2 separate regions of the Homo sapiens genome follow, and region 1 is linked to region 2. Evidence: read pairs that join two places in POLR2A ChIA-PET (ENCODE). Cell type or tissue: Panc1. All regions are shown on one strand.

Region 1 (8,000 bases), 240 kb before region 2:
TGGGAACTGTGGGACTTAGGGCCTGAAACTTGGCCTCTCTGAGCTTGAGTCCTCACATGTGAAAAGAAGACCCCTGAGCAGCAGCCTCACAGACTTGTTGAGAGCTTTCAATAAGATGGTTCCTATTAAGGGACCACCTGAAACATGGTGATGACTCAATGCATGGTAGGGGATAACATGTTATTTTTGTTATCCTTAGCACAGTGTCCCCTCCAGAATCACCTCCAAGGGGTGACCTTTCTGCCTCTGCTTGAATTCCCTGGACCATGGGAAGCTCTCCAGGGAGGTCTATGCTTTTTGCAGAAGCCAGTTGTGTGGGGCCTGCAATTTTCTCCAATGTTTTCTCTTATGCCCAGGCAGGAAGTCCCCAAGGGGAACACTAAGGGGCCATAACTAGGGCTTGCTACTTACTCAGGCAGCTGCCGCCAGGCCATGGGTCTCTACTTATGGCCCTGGTCAGAGGCTGACACTGGATCATGGTGACCCAGGGCTCACCTAGAGCAGTACTTCCTCTGCACAGCAGGGTGGATGGCAGAGCCACTCATGGGGGCAGGGAAGAGATGGCAGGTGCAGGGTATCTAGGAAGGGTGAGCTGGGGTGTATGTAGGTGTCATATTTTCACAGCTTCTCTCTCTTTCCTGATGCTAGCATCCTTGGGCAGATCCAGGGAAGTCTGTGCTGGCTGGAGCTGACACTTATTTACCTCTGTGCTTCAGGCAGCCTGAGAAAGCTGGCTCTTCTCACTGGTCCCTTAAATCACAGATAGAGTCACTGTCTGTCTTAGTCAGTTTGTGCTGCTATAACAGATTCCTGAGACTGGGTAATTTATAAAGAAGAATAATTTATTAGCTCACGGTTCTGGAGGCTGGAAGTCCAAGAGTATGGCACTGGCATCTGGCGAGGGCCTTCTTACTACATCATCCCATGGCAAAAGGAAGAAGGGCAAGAGAGGGCAAAAGCAAGAGAAAGCAAAAGGGAGCTGAACTTGCTTTTATAATAAGCCCACTCCCACAATAAGGGACCCACTCCCACAGTAACAACATTAACCCTTTCATGAGGTGGAGCCCTCATGACCTAAGCATCTTCCATTAGCCCCCGCCTCCCAGCACTGTTGCATTAGGGATTAGGTTTGCCATACATGAACCTTGGGGGAACACATTCAAGCCACAGCACTGTCCTATGCAAATATACAAGGCTTTGGGCCTGGCTGGGCCTTCCAGACCCCACAGTGATCCTGGCCGTGGACTGGGAGACGCCTGTGGCTAGAGGAGGAGAGCCTATGACTACCAAGTACCTGCCATGTACCAGGCACGGGGCAGGGGCTTTGCTCATTCATTCCTCTCAGTAGCTTTCTATGGGGAATACTATTGGTATTGCCCCCAGATCTCTCTATCATCCTGGGTACACTCTCTCACCTTCTGTGGCTTCCCCTTCTATTCATTCTTCCTTGGGTAATTGCCCTCAGGCTATAGGAGTTGCTTTGCCTGCAGATCTGGAAGTACTTGGAAGTTATATCCTCCAAAGTGACCCTTAGCCAATGACAGGAGTGCAGGAGCGTAAGGTCTCAGCTCCCTTGCTTGGGATGGAGACATCCCTGAGGTATTATAACTAATACTCTGGAGTCCTCCCCCAGAACCAGGCTGGAGCTATCAACTTCACTTGAAATCAGACCCTTTTTGTTGTTTTCCTTTCCCATCTTGCTTCCCCCAATCCCTCTCCAGTTTCCCTGGGAAACTCACAAATCACTTAGCTATGAGTCCTCATCTGACAGTCTGCCTCTGGAGAACTCAACCTAAGGCACCTTCTGAAGTGATAGTACTAGAAGCAGTGGTAGCAGTAGTAATAATAATAATAGTGAGTATTTATTGGGTACCTACTACGTGCAAAATAATGTCAAGTGTTTTACGGTATTAGCTTACTTAATCCTCACAACAACCCAATGAAGTAGTTACTCCCTTTATCCCCACTTCATGGATGAAGAAACTGAGGTACAGGGAGTATAAGTCAGTTGCCATAGAGATACTATTGTTATCCTCAGATAAGAGGCAGAGTCAGGATTCTCACTTGATATCCCCTCTGAAAAGGCAAGAGTAACACACACACACACACACACGTATACACCCATACATGTATACATACATGTGTATACACCCATACATGTATACACACATGTGCACACACACATACATGTATACATACATGTGTATACACACATGTGTACACATACATATTTTGATGATGTGGTTCGCAGGGTTCATGGGCTAAGCCACAGCAGACACCGTGCCTGGCATCAGGAAGGCATTTCAAGAGTGTCCCATGAAATGGCCTGGCTGCAGACTCAAGGCAGGCCACCCCACCAACCCATGGTTTGTTTGTCCTTATGAGTTCATCAAGTTAAGGTCAATCTCAGGGATGTTTCTTGTCCAATCTCAAATGTCTTACTCTCTCAAATTCAAGGGTACTGGGCACAGGGTGGCCCAGTAGGGCAGCCCTTGGGTTTCCAGGTCCTCAGCCATTACTTGGCACATTCCTCACTCGTAAAAAGTCTGCTGAATAAATACATGAATTAGTTCAGGCCTAAAGGTGGGGCTACAAACTAATCCGACTCCACCAAACCAGATTTTTTGGTGGAGAAAGCCAAATGTGCACATCCATATGCACATCACATTGAATCAACAAAAAATACTGTTGCCAGTAACTTCTGAACAAACAAAACCATAATCAAACCCAGAACCGTGATTGAGCGCTAGGGCTCCCACCCCAGGCCACTCACTTTGCCAGATGCCACAGGGACCTCCAGACATACAGGATAGAAACCCTGACCTCTAGCAATGTAGTCTACCTGTGCCAGGGTCTGGAGGAGGCCAGGGGAGCATCCTGGCCATCAGGACCCCAGGAGAAGAAGTGTCCGGCGAAGGTAGGCTACATTTTAAGTTCTCAGCTGAACAGCCCAGTGCTCTGCGTGAGCCAGCTCTGCTCCACTCCCGACCCCCTTCCACCTCTCCCTGGTCCCTGCCCCAACTCAGCTGGTCACTGTGGGTCACAGAGGCTCCCAAGGAGATCTTCTGTCACTTCAGACACCCTAGTCCTGAGGCCTTTCAGTGCCAGAATCAGGAAGGAGGCAGACCCAGCCAAGCCCATCAGGCAGAGTCAGTGGCAGCACGTCAGGATCCCCGCAGCTGCCTCCCGCCGTCTCCCAAAGGGCCTTCCCCTGTGCATGCCTGCGGCCCTCCTTGTCTAGTGGAGGATGTCAATGTCCCCTTTGTCACAAGCCCCTTTCAGAAGGGAAGCTATTCAGCCAGAGCAGCAAACTTTGGGACGATTCATTACCAGGCCAGGCAGCAGCCGGCTGGCTGACTCCCTCCCCTCCCTTGCCCCATCCTCCCCTGGGGCTGGGGTGTGTGTAGGGGTGGCAAGTGAGGAGCCAGCCTGGGTGGGAGCCAGGAGCTACATCCCAAAAGGAGCCAAGAGAAGCCTCCACACCTCCTCTCAGAGCTTCCTACAGGGATGAGAAGCAAGCAGGGCAGGACTGACGGGGCTTCGCAGCTTCCAGTGGTGTTCCTGCCATGCAACGTCCCCTGGGAAGTGTGCCAGCCAAGGCCATGGGCAGAGATCCTGGGTGAGGCCTGCTGTTCAGAGATGGGCAGATCATTTCCTCAGAGCTGCAGATGCCTGGAAGGATCTTGCTCCCCATCACTCTGATCCCGGCTGCCAGAGCAGCTGGTGGAGACCAGCAGCCCTGTGCCCAGCACAGTGCCAGGCACAAAACAGACCATCTACAGATGCCACTGAATAACAGGCCAGATGGCCTCTCCCCACTTAGGACACTGGCCCCAAGGAGAGTAACTGGGGCCAGGGCCTCCAGGACTGGAGGAATCTGTGCTCCCAGTTCCAGCCTGAAGCAGCCCCTCGCACGCCTCATAGTATGGCCCTCACTGAGCCCCTGCACCCCACTGGCCCCAGCCTGCACTTCTCTCTCTCCTTCTCCTCACTCTTTTCTCCCTCTTATTCCCTATTTCTTTTGCCTCTTCTCCCTTCTATTCAGTCAACACATATTTTCTGTACTGTACACTGTGCTGGGTCCTGGGAGCACAGAAGCAATAAGACACAGCCTCTGCCCCCAGGCAGGCGAGTGGCATGCAGTCACCGCAGGCCGAATAGTCCCAGTGGAGGTGTGTGCCGGGAGTCCGGAGTCCCCGTCCTGCCTGGGGAGGGAAGAAGGCTCCCTGGAGGAGGGGCTGTTGAGATGAGTTTTGAAAAATGTATGGGGGTTACCAAATGAGAAGGGGAGGGTGTGGGGGGCATTGTCACTAGAGGGAGCAGCACGTACAAAGGCCCAAGACAAGTCAGAGCAGGACACAAGGCAGGGTGGGGGTGAGGGAGGCTCCAGCCTGGGGTCCAGTATAGCTGAAGTAGGGTTACACTGGGGTCCTTTTCACCTCCACTCACCCTCCACACCCCCCCACCCCCCGCACCCATGACCCACTTTTCTCTCCCTTTGCCCTGAATTGCAGCAGAATAGCCACTGGTCAGGCACGATAAGAGAAGACGGGATCGATCGGGTGGCTGGAGTCGGTGCCTGGCTCCACCCCCTGCAGGGGGTGCTGCAAGTTCCTCTGCCCAGCATCTCCCCCTCCCCAGCAGCATCTGGTGGAACAGCCCAGTCCCCTATGTCTGTGGTTCTGGCAGGACTGTCAACTGCTGTGTCCCAGCTCCTGGCCATGGGGGTAGGCCTGGGATCAGAGATGGCCAGTCACAGCCTCCCGTCCCCTTGGTCAGAAAGATGGCCCCAGGATGGGCTCGTGATCCCAGACCTGCTGATCACAGTCCTTCTCTGGGTTTTCTATATGACCACTAGGGAAGAAAGTGGCTCTGTGAACATCAGTAAAGGATAGTAATAGGGTTATAGTGAAAATAAGTGAGATATGACACATGCGATGTAAAGTGTTTCATTTAATACCTCCTCCCAATAGTAAGTGCTCAATTAACATTACCTTTTGTTTCTATTTTCTTTCCCTTCCTGACCACAGAGAAAAGTGCTGCAGAAGTGGTTCTGTACGCTCAGGCACACCCCGCACACCCCAGAGAGCCCAGGCTAGTCCAGGCCTCTTCTGGTACATGGGGGACACAAAGCCTGAAAAGGGGCGGCGACTTGTTCCCTAAGTCTCCTGACTCCTGGGCTGGTACTCACAGTGATAGGTGCTGCACAGTGGTAGGTGGTATTCCATACCCTGGGACTTTTTCCGGTGTCAACTTCAATGCGGAGGACGCTTGAGCCCTCAGCCAACTGAGGCTTTGTCGTGGCCAAGCTAGGACAGCTTGGCCTGAAAAACACAGTAAAGCCTTGGCTCCCAGCCATTCCACCTGCATGGACAGTGGCTGAGCAAGGACCCCCTCGGCGCCTCCACCACTCAGCCCTCCTCCGCAGGCCTCTCCCTACCCCTCTCCCCCCACGTGGCTTCTCAGGCTCCTCCTGTGTTCCTGCTCTGCCACAGCTGGGCACAGGAGCCACCACAGACTGCCACGGGCCACACCAGGCCTCTGGGGTCAATCTGCCCAAACCACCGCATGTTTCAGAGTAACCTCTGCTGTTCCCGTGGGAGTGGGACAACCAGGAAAAGGCCTCAAAAACCAACCTGGAAGGTTTTTCAAACAAAAGAGTGTGATTTCCTTCAAGGGAGGGGAGGAAAAAGGGAAAAAAAAGTATCCCCCACAGCCCTCCTTGGCTCCAACGGCCTCAGTCGCTGTCTTGGGTGCATTTAGTGGTTTGGCAACTGTGGGCGTATTTTAAAATCTGCTGTCCAGGCAGAGAGACAAAGGAGGCTGGGATGGGGCCAGGGGAGACCTCAGAGGACAGGGGTATTCATCTTGTTAAAAATAACCCACCCTGGTGCTATTTCTATTGAGCTTGGCAAACAGAGCTGTGTGATTTTCCCTTTTTTCGGCCATGCTTTGCTTGAACCATCTGATAAAAATAGTAGATAACAAGCTCAAAAAAAACCTGGGCTATTTTTACATGTAAGCCCCACTTGGAGTGAGCCCGGAGTGGGGTGGCCGGGGAACAGGGAGGTGGCCAAGAAGTGGGGAAGCCTTGGGTAGTTGGGTGGGGGCAGGCCTGGGACCACAGAGGACCAGGGAAGGGAGGAGACCAGGAAAGGGAGGTGATGCCTTCGCCTGTGTCCACAGCTCAGGGTCAACAAACAGGAGCCAGTCTCTCCTGACCCATCGTGGATCTCCCGGTTTCCCAGGCCCTGCTGGCCCCTGCCCCGACCTTCAGTGCTGTTCCCACCACCCTCCCCAGCGCCTGCTTACCCGAAGGCTCCATGGGAGGCTGGGCCTCATAGGAAGCAAGCACTGGGCATACTTCAGGGCTGGGTTAGCAGCGCCAGATGCTACAGACAGGGAGAAGAATCTTCAGGGGGATACCTGGGACCCCAGGAATGCAGGGGGGCAGGCACTGGAAAGATGGGGGGGGATCGGCTGCCCCAGCCAGACAACTGGCCATCCAGGTGGCATCAGCCAGTACATGGTTTCCTGCAGCTGGACCATAACTCTGAGTGTGGAGGCCACACACTCAGCCCTTGAAGGAGACCCACTTCGCTGTGTGGGTGAGCGGTGGCTGTGCACGCACCTGTCCAGTAGTGCACCCCCTGAAGGTAGCAGCCTTGGGCAACTCATGGCTGGTTCCCACCATGCCTGTCATCGATCCATGACAGAATCACTGCTTAGGGCAGGGGGACCTACTGAATGAACACATAGCAGCATGGGGGGCAGAGGTGGGAGCCGTAGGCAGGGGCTGCTCATACCAGGAGAGGTGCCTGGACAGAGGGGGTGGCTGGCCCTCAGAAGTGGGGCTGGGAGACCAAAATCGGGGCAGCCTTCATGGCCAGAAGGCACAGGCCTCCTTCCCTTTGAGCTAGAGATCAGGCCGGCACCCAGCTCACACACCAACCTCTGCTGGAGCTCTGTGAGGTCTGGCCGGGGCCTACAGGACTACTGCGTGAAATTTTCACAACTTAAGCCCTTGGGCTCATGAGTCTGGGGATTTCCTATGGGCAGAAATTGAGCTTTCCCCATCAGACTCCCTAAGGGCAGGGTGGGTCTCCCCACAGCCATCCCCTTCCCCATACCCACAGGTACAGCCAGTCTGGAAGTGGAAGCCCAGCACAGACACCCTGGGAACATCTGGGACTCACCTCACTCTCCCATCTTGGCTTGTGCCACCACGTGACCTCATCCTGCTCAAGGCAGATTCCACGGTGGGGAACTTAGAAAGGCATGTTCTCATTCCCCACAGCAACCTTGACAGGTTGGTAGGGCAACCCATTACCAGGTAAAAGATGGTGAAACTGATCCAGGGATGGAAGCCACACAGCATGCAAGAGGCACCTCCCCCAGGCTGGCCACGGGCTCCCTGCAGCCTAGCCAGCCTAGAGACATGCCCAGCTCCTCTCTAACTCCTGTGGCCCTCAGCTGGTCACAGCCCTCAGGCCTCTCCTAGGCAACCAAGCAGACATAAATGCACTAAGGAATGAGCTCCCCAAGGCCACCAAGAGGTGTCTGGAGCATTTGGAGCACTTGCTTGTCAGAGCACTGGACAGGGAGTCAAGACTCCTAGGCAGGCTTTGCAGCAACTCATTGTGCGACCTATGGAAAGTCATTTCCTCTCTCTCTCTCTCTCTCTGGCTCTCACTTTCCCTAGCAAATGCTCCTTGTGGGAGAAACATTTTTAACCCCAGGACCTGGCTCACAACAGGCCTCAGTATTTCAACTAAATAGATGGAAGAGTGAGTCAATGCGGGGATGCAGCAGGGCTGGACCAAGCCCCTTCTGGGCCTATCACTTAAAAGCTTCTAGGCTGATGTCCCCCAGGAAAGGCACATGTTCCCAGTTGCCCCAGAGCCATCCCTTGTCTCTAGAATAGCCATGGCCTGTCCACAGCCAGGAGGGCCAGTCCTGCAGGCACTGCAGCCACCAGCACCTGCCTGAGACTAGGGTTT
Region 2 (8,000 bases):
CCAGATTCAAGTGATTCTTCTGCCTCAGCCTCCCGAGTAGCTAGGACTACAGGCGCCCGCCACCACGCCCGTCTAATTTTTCGTATTTTCAGTAGTGTTTCACCGCGTTAGCCAGGATGGTCTCAATCTCCTGACCTCGTGATCCGCCCAACTCTGCCTCCCAAAGTGCTGGGATTAAAGGCGTGAGCCACCACACCCTGCCTTTTTTTTTTTTTTTTGTAGTGATGAGGTCTTGCTATATTGCCCAGGCTGGCCGAATGGACTGCTTTGTAAGGTAGTAAGCTCCCCTTTAGTCAAAAAGAGGCTGGCCGGGCATGGTGGCTCACGCCTGTAATCCCAGCACTTTGGGAGGCCGAGGCGGGTGGATTACTTGAGGCCAGGAGTTCGAGACCAGCCTAACCAGCATAGTGAAACCCTGTCTCTATTAAAATTACAAAAATAATAAATAAATAAATAATTGCCAAGCGCGGTGGGTGATCCCAGCACTTTGGGAGGCTGAGGCGGACGGATCACGAGGTCAGGAGATCGAGACCATCCTAGCTAACACGGTGAAACCCCGTCTCTACTAAAAATACAAAAAAAAATTAACCGGGCATGGTGGCGGGCGCCTGTAGTCCCAGCCACTCGGGAGGCTGAGGGAGGAGAATGGCGTGAACCCAGGAGGCGGAGCTTGCAGTGAGCCGAGATCGAGCCACTGCACTCCAGCCTGGGCGACAGAGCGAGACTCCGTCTAAAATAATAATAATAATAATAATAAATAAATAGCCAGGTGTGGTGGCACGTGCCTGTAATCCCAGCTATTTGGGAGGCTGAGGCAGGAAAATCGCTTGAATCCGGGAGGCGGAGGTTGCAGTGAACCAAGATAGCGACACTGCACTCCAGCCTGGGTGACAGAGCAAGACTCTGCCTCAAAACAAAAATAAATAAATAAATAGCTGGATGGTCCTGTATGGTAGTGACCAGGGAATTTTCCCCAGCTCTCTCCCCATTCCGCATTCGTTCTCTATTTCCAAAAGCGCCTCCAGCTCCAGAGCAGATACCTCTATCAAAGAGCACCACCCTCTCCCTCTGGCGTCTGACTCTTCTCCAAACTGAGCCTTCTCCAAACTGAGCCAGGCCCAGCACTTGGCTGGAACCTGGCTTCTTCTCCAGGTCCGCATTTTCCAGAAACCTTCCCACTGCTTCACCTGCGTTCTTGGCCCTGTCTCTCTTATAAACCCATCCGCATGTAAGTTTCTCTTGGCCTCCTCAGGCGGAGAACAAGCTCTCGCAAGGCCCCGCCCTCCGGGGGACATCGCCCGTCCATTGCCCCGCCCTCTCAGGCTCCGCCCTAGCCTCAGATTCCGAGACATCCCCATCCCCGCCCTTTCCCTCAACCACCTCTTGACCGTCCCCAGGCCCGCCCCCCAGGGTCTCCCCCATTCCACTCATCTCAGATCCCGCCCACACCTCCCTTGGCCCCATGGGCCCCGCCCCTTTCAATTGCTGCGACCCGCCCACCCCGCCCTGCCTCCAGGTAGCCACCCTCTGGGGAGCCCGTCCCGGGGGCCTCCTCACCTATAGAGCGTCTTGCGCGGTGCGAGCTGGTCCTCACTCAGGCCCTGCGCGATGTAGTAATCGGCGACGAGGCCAAGGATGCGGCCCCAGAAGAGAACCCGATCATAGCGGTAGTCGCGCTTAACCAGCATAAGAGACGTGAGCAGCGAGGCCCGACGGTCCGGGCTGAGGCCCTGCCCACTGCCGGACGCCAGCTCCAGAGACAGCAGGAGGCTGTCGGCGTCCATCAGGTCAGCGGCTCCGCTCAACGCCCGTCGAGTTGCTAGGAGAAGCCGCCTCCATGGAGACCTGAAGCTCCGCCCTTCCGCCTAGCTGGACGCTAGGTTCCACCCACCCCACCGCCTACCGCCCAGACCTCCTCCCCACGGAGGCCTAGGCATCAGCCCCCTCCCTCATCCTTTCCAGAGTTTGGGACGGGATGTCTTCAGTTGCCACGGCCACAGTATGGCTTCCCCTACAGTTAGGCTACAGTTGGGGTTGTAAGTCCAAACCCAGCCTTTTTCCATAGATATTTGGCCTTCCCTGAGCCCTTTCACATAGTCGACATTTAGAGTCTTTACTGTATATGGACCTGGGGTCTGGAAAGAAAACAATACAAAACCCCAACACTGACACTAACTGTACTATTTCACCCCAGTCATGTCACTTCTTGACCTCAGAATGATCTGTGAAGAATTTGAGATTCCTCCTGGCTCTAATTAAGATTCTGTCAACCCGACTACCTCCACCCGCACCCCACCCCAAGCCAGGTCTTACAGAATGAGGTCCATCCATTCTCTTCCATCTTCACCAGCTGTCTTCTTTATCTACCCTTTCCATAGAAATATTCTAAGTGACAAATGAAAATCTAGGCAATGGGGGCAAGGTATAGGGTAACACCTTGGGAAAGGAGGGTGAGGAGAGAGATACAAAAAGGGGGACTTTTATAGACTACACTTTCTCATCAACTACCACCTTTCTCATCAACTACCAACTACCACCAACTGTTGTTTTTAGATCCAAATGGTAGCAAGAGATGAAAGGCCAGAACCTCACTGCAACTGGAGCTTCACTCCCTGGGCTAGATCACTTCTCCACATTCACTTCTTGAGTCCCCAGCCAAGGACAAACAAACAGGTTCCTCAGCAAGCTTGTTGCCACAGGAGATGGGCTTTATCGTTAATGTTGCTAGTTGATATTTTCATTTCTGGATTCCTTTGAAGAGCACTCAGGAAATCAGAATGACCTGGGCCCCAGCTGATAAATAAGTGTGTAAATAACCCAGATAATTACTTTTTTGATTGTCTGGGCATTGTTGGTTTTCGGGGGTTGAGACAGGGTCTCACTTTGTCACCCAGGCTGGAGTGTAGTGGTGTGTGATCTCAGCTCACTGCAGCCTCAACCTCCTGGGCTCAAGTGATCTTCCCACCTCAGCCCCCCAGGTAGCTGGGACTACAGGTGTGTGCCACCACACCCAATATTTTTTGTATTTTTAGTAGAGACGGGGTTTTGCCATGTTGGCCAGGCTGGTGTTGAACTCCGAGCTCAAGTGATCCACTCACCTGAGCCTCCCAAAGTGCTGGGATTACAGGTGTGAACCACCACGCCCAGGCTTAGGCATTGTTTAGGAAGGCATTGTTATGAGATCAGCCTGACCAACATGGTGAAACCCTGTCTCTACTAAAAATACAAAACAGCCGGGCTTGGTGGCCCACAGCTGTAATCCCAGCTACTCGGGAGGCTGGGGCAGGAGAATGGCTTGAACCTGGGAGGCAGAGATTGCAGTGAGCCAAGATCATGCTACCGCACTGCAGCCTGGGCAACAGAGCGAGCCTGTCTCAAAAAATACAACTAACTAACTAAATAAATAAATAAAATTAGTATTTGAGGGAGTTGATTTGGCTTAATGTGTTATCTCAAAACAATTTATGGCTCTCTTGTTCACAACCACCCCCACTCCCTTTAGGCAGACCTCTCAGCCTTTCCTTTCCCTGAGCGGGAGATACGGCTCAATCTCTCTTCTATAATAGCATTAAACAGAAAAACAGTCAAAATTCTGGCTGGCAGTAAGGGAGGAGACCACCCCTCATATTGTCTTATGCCAATTTCTGCCTACAAAGAAGTAAAAACTAAAAGGCAGAAATGAAATCCACGGGCAGACAGCCCAGCACCGCGCCCCGGGCCTGGTAGTTAAAGATCGACCCCTGACCTAATCGGTTATCTATAGATTACAGACATTGTATAGAAAAGCACTGTGAAAATCCCTATCCTGTTTTGTTCCGATCTAATTACTGGTGCATGCAGCCCCCCGTCACGTACCCGCTGCTTGCTCAATCAATCACGACTCTGTCACGCGCACCCCCTTAGAGTTGTGAGCCCTTAAAAGGGACAGGAATTGCTCACTCGGGGAGCTCAGCTCTTGAGACAGGAGTCTTACCGACACTCCCGGCCGAATAAACTGCTTCCTTCTGTAACTCGGTGTCTGAGGGGTTTTGTCTGCAGCTTGTCCTGCTACAGCAGAATATGCTTCAAGTGGTCATAGCACAGAAAAGAGCCCAGGCATTTTGCTTTCACTGATTTCATACTTAGCACCTATTGCAGGCTCCATGGCAGACACCAGAATCTGAAGCCAGAGAGGAGAATCTTACAGCTTCCTGATGCTAATACCTTTGGCAAGGCAAATCCTGGCTAAATATTTCAGAGTAAAACCACATAGGATGTGCAGTAATGTAGGCGAATCCAAGTTTCACCACTTAGGCAAGCTGCTCAATTTCCCCTGGCCTCATCTATAAAATGGGGACAATAATTCATGCACTGCAAAGTTGTTAGGGTTAGATAATGTAAGTGCTTAAAACAGTACATATACTTTAAAAATAGTATATTTTAGGTGTACGTATATGTATCTTATTCTATGTACATATGTGTACGTATGTACCTTTTTTTTTTTTTTTTGAGATGGAGTCTCTCTGTAACCCAGGCTGGAGTGCAGTGGCACCATCTCAGCTCACCGTAACCTCCGCCTCCCGGGTTCAAGTGATTCTCCTGCCTCAGCCTCCCAAGTAGCTGGGATTACAAGCGCCCACAACCACGCCTGGCTAATTGTTTTTCTTTTTTCTTTTTTTTTTTTTGAGACCGGGTCTCACTCTGTTGCCCAGGCTGGAGTGCAGTGGCGTGATCTCGGTTCACTGCAACCTCTGCCTCCCGGGTTCAAGCAATTCTCCTGCCCCAGCCTCCCCAAGTAGCTGGATTACAGGCACTCGCCACTAAGCCCAGCTAATTTTTGTATATTTAGTAGAGACAGGGTTTCACCATGTTGGTCAGGCTGGTCTTGAACTCCTGAACTTGTGATCCACCCATCTCAGCCTCCCAAAGTGCTGGGATGCCAGGCATGAGCTACCATGCCCAGCCTTTTTTTGTGTATTTTTAGTAGAGATGGGGTTTCACCATGTTGGCCAGCTGGTCTCCCTCCTGACCTCAGGCGATCTGCCCACCTTGGCCTCCCAAAGTGCTGGGATTATAGGCATGAGTCACCCACCTGGACTATACATACCATTTATATATTATACATACACACACATATACCTATCCCGAACATCAGCAAGGTGTGGATTCTGTCTTCAACTTGCTTCCAAAAACTGAGGTGTTTGGCCAGGCACAGAGGCTCCTCCCCTCTCACTATTCAGCACACACCTGCTCACAGTTTACTACAAACCAAGCACCTAGCCAGACTATTTCCCAAAATCACTGCTCTCATTCAATGGCCTGCTAAGCTAAGTTCCTTACCACAATCTTCCCACATAAAGGTGACCTCTGCTTTGGGGGATACAGAATTTAAGCATCACAAAAATCTGTATGGGATAAGAAAAGCACGTTGGCTAAAAGATAGCTAATGAGGACTCTAGTCCTAACTCTGCTATCAAACTACATATGCACTTGGCCAAGTCACTTAATTTCCTAGACTAGCCTGGGGCTGAACAAGAGAAAAAATCATTAGTAAAAAAATCCTAAGGCCAGGCACGGTGGCCCACACCTGTAATCCCAGCACTTTGGGAGGCCAAGACAGGTGGATCACTTGAGGGCAGGAGTTCGAGACCAGCCTGGCCAACATGGTGAAACTCCATCTCTACTAAAAATACAAAAATTAGCTGGGCGTGGTGGTGCACACCTGCAATCTCAGCTACTCGAGAGGCTAAGACAGGAGAATTCCTTGAACCTGGGAGGTGGAGGTTGCAGCGACCAAGATTGTGCCACTGTACTCCAGCCTGGGCGATACAGCGAGACTCCATCTCAAAAAAGAAAAAAGAAAAAAAAAAAAAATTCGAGAAGCCCTGAAGCAGAAGAGGCCAAGGAGAAAGACAAAATAGCCTAAAACCTGACAAGTTAAGTCAAAACAATTTCAGGAAAATATAATAAGAATCTATTTATTTTATATTTAAGTTCATAAGTCACATCCACATTATGTTCCTGGTAAAAATTCTGAAAGGACACAGCAAAGAGCAGAAAGGGACACCTCCATAGAGTGTCTATGGACCCATTTTTGCTTTCCAACTCCTAATAGAAATGCCTGACCCAGCACCCTCTGGGAAAATCAACCTTTGATTCAAAGAGATGTTGTTCAGCAATGATTACAGTCACAGTCACAGCCACATGCCATCAGCCTATCAGGAAATCTGAGGGGAGGCAGACAACCAGAAGGAGAGTTGCTTCCTCTCTCACCAGGAAGCAACTCTAGCTCCAAACCAGATGGGTGATTCAGCGCCACATGGAGAAAGATAATTCAGCCATTGTGTTTTTAGGATTAAGAAGCACTCATTCACTCGCGGAAGCCTTTAAATGTCACTGGTGCCTGGAACCAAATGTAGTCTTCCCAAGCCGTGGTTCGGATGGAAGGTCTGCCACATGACAGGGTCACAGTCAGTTTATGGCCCCGGCTGGGCACTCGATAGTTGAGCTTGGGTCGAAACCAATCTTCTCCACAGTTGCGGTGTCCCTGTGCCATGACGACGGTGCCCATGAGTGGAGGAGCCTGAAGCTCGCTAAAGGCATCAGCCATGAATATGGCTCGGAAGAGACGGCGCAAACAAGCTGCTGTGCTCAGGCTCTGGTCCACGCTGTAGGGGGCCAGCAGAGACAAGTCGAGTTCATAGAACTCCTTGGGGCTTAGGGCATTGCCCCCAAGGAGAATCAGCACTCGCGGTACTAGTGTCCGTGCAAAGAAGTCCTCCAGGTGGCTGAGGACACTCTCCAGTTCTGCCAGGGCTTGTTGGCATTTCCTGCTGCTCACCTCAGTGGTGGCCCGAGGTTTCTTCTTCAGCATCTCCTCTGCCTGTGAGGACAAAGAATGGTGGGAGAGAAGAACAAGGCAGGGGGAAGCTAATGCTCTTTGAAAAGAACCCTGCTGGGATGTGTACATAGACTTACAGGACTTAATTTCTAGCTCAATGAACCGCCACAGCCAAAACACTGTGTTTTATCAGAGGGTATTATACTGAAAAGGAAAATATATTATTTGTACAAAACCATAATTCTCCCACATTTAGAACAGCAAACACAGTGTTCTGAAGGTGGAGGATATCCAGATATAAGCAACTAAAATAGAAATTTGGTGACATGACAAAGTGACAACAAATTTTTGCTGTATGGGGAGTGATAACAGGAATGAGGATTATTTGGTCTAATAAACATGACTTTGAACTTGTTCTTCCACTTAAACATAGTAAACTGAACACATGCTTATTTGCACTTCCACCTGAAATATTACAAAATGAGAGAAAAGAAATTAAGAAACAAATGAAGGAAAGAAGAGGAAAGACTGACAAAGAAAACTCCCAAGAGGAAAGAACTGGAAACTACACAACACTAGCCAAATGCAAACACAGAAGTTTTGGAAGATAGAAGATGAAGAGTTGGCTGGGCGCAGTGGCTTACGCCTGTAATCCCAGCACTTTGAGAGGCCGAGGCGGGCGGATCACAAGGTCAGGAGATCAAGACCATCCTGGCTAACATGGCGAAACCCTGTCTCTACTAAAAATACAAAAAATTAGCCGAGTGTGGTGGTGGATGCCTGTAGTCCCAGCTACTAGGGAGGCTGAGGCAGGAGAATAGCCTGAACCCAGGAGGCAGAGCTTGCAGTGAGCTGAGATCACGCCACTGCACTCTAGCCTGGGTGACAGAGCGAGACTCTGTCTCAAAAAAAAAAAAAGAAAGAAGATGAAGAGTTAAGAGTTCAAGAGAGCTGAATACCAAGTGCTGACAGAAGGGACCCCCAAGGGATGCAAACTGATCCACACAGCAGAACCCCAGAAAGGTTTAGGAAGTGGTGATACAGGCACCACAGAGGCAAGAGTGAATATAGGGGAAATGAATGAAAATCTGTGTGAAGATGCTTAGATCATCTGCCAAATTTCTCCCCCATCCAGAGGGAAGACTTTCCAATCCCCACAAAGAGATCACCAGGTTCCCAC

Evidence for each region. ChIA-PET counts read pairs that join two places held together with the same protein. Peaks named below come from ENCODE experiments on the same cell type or tissue, not always from the same donor. Only the 100,000 strongest peaks of a DNase experiment are listed, where the experiment ranks them.
Region 1: POLR2A ChIA-PET joins it to region 2 with 11 read pairs; 2 of 35 experiments call an interaction of 5 or more read pairs at or near these places.

Annotation. Positions count from the first base shown.
Region 1 is chr6:43,874,608-43,882,607 of GRCh38, reverse strand. All of the region lies in intron 2 of LOC105375070 (a long non-coding RNA gene), which reads right to left. Among named protein-coding and RNA genes, the nearest start is that of LINC01512, 12 kb to the left of the region's middle. RefSeq lists enhancers at 4,127-4,634, 4,635-5,142. In Panc1, no CTCF peak of the experiment used is centred here; no DNase peak of the experiment used is centred here.
Region 2 is chr6:43,638,883-43,646,882 of GRCh38, reverse strand. MAD2L1BP (MAD2L1 binding protein) reads right to left here. Exons shown (of 3, transcript NM_014628.3): 3 at 5,942-6,862. The coding sequence ends at 6,350. RSPH9 (radial spoke head component 9) reads right to left here and starts at 1,847. Exons shown (of 5, transcript NM_152732.5): 1 at 1,558-1,847. The coding sequence starts at 1,784. RefSeq lists a silencer at 2,240-2,428. In Panc1, no CTCF peak of the experiment used is centred here; no DNase peak of the experiment used is centred here; H3K4me3 peaks cover 1,211 bases.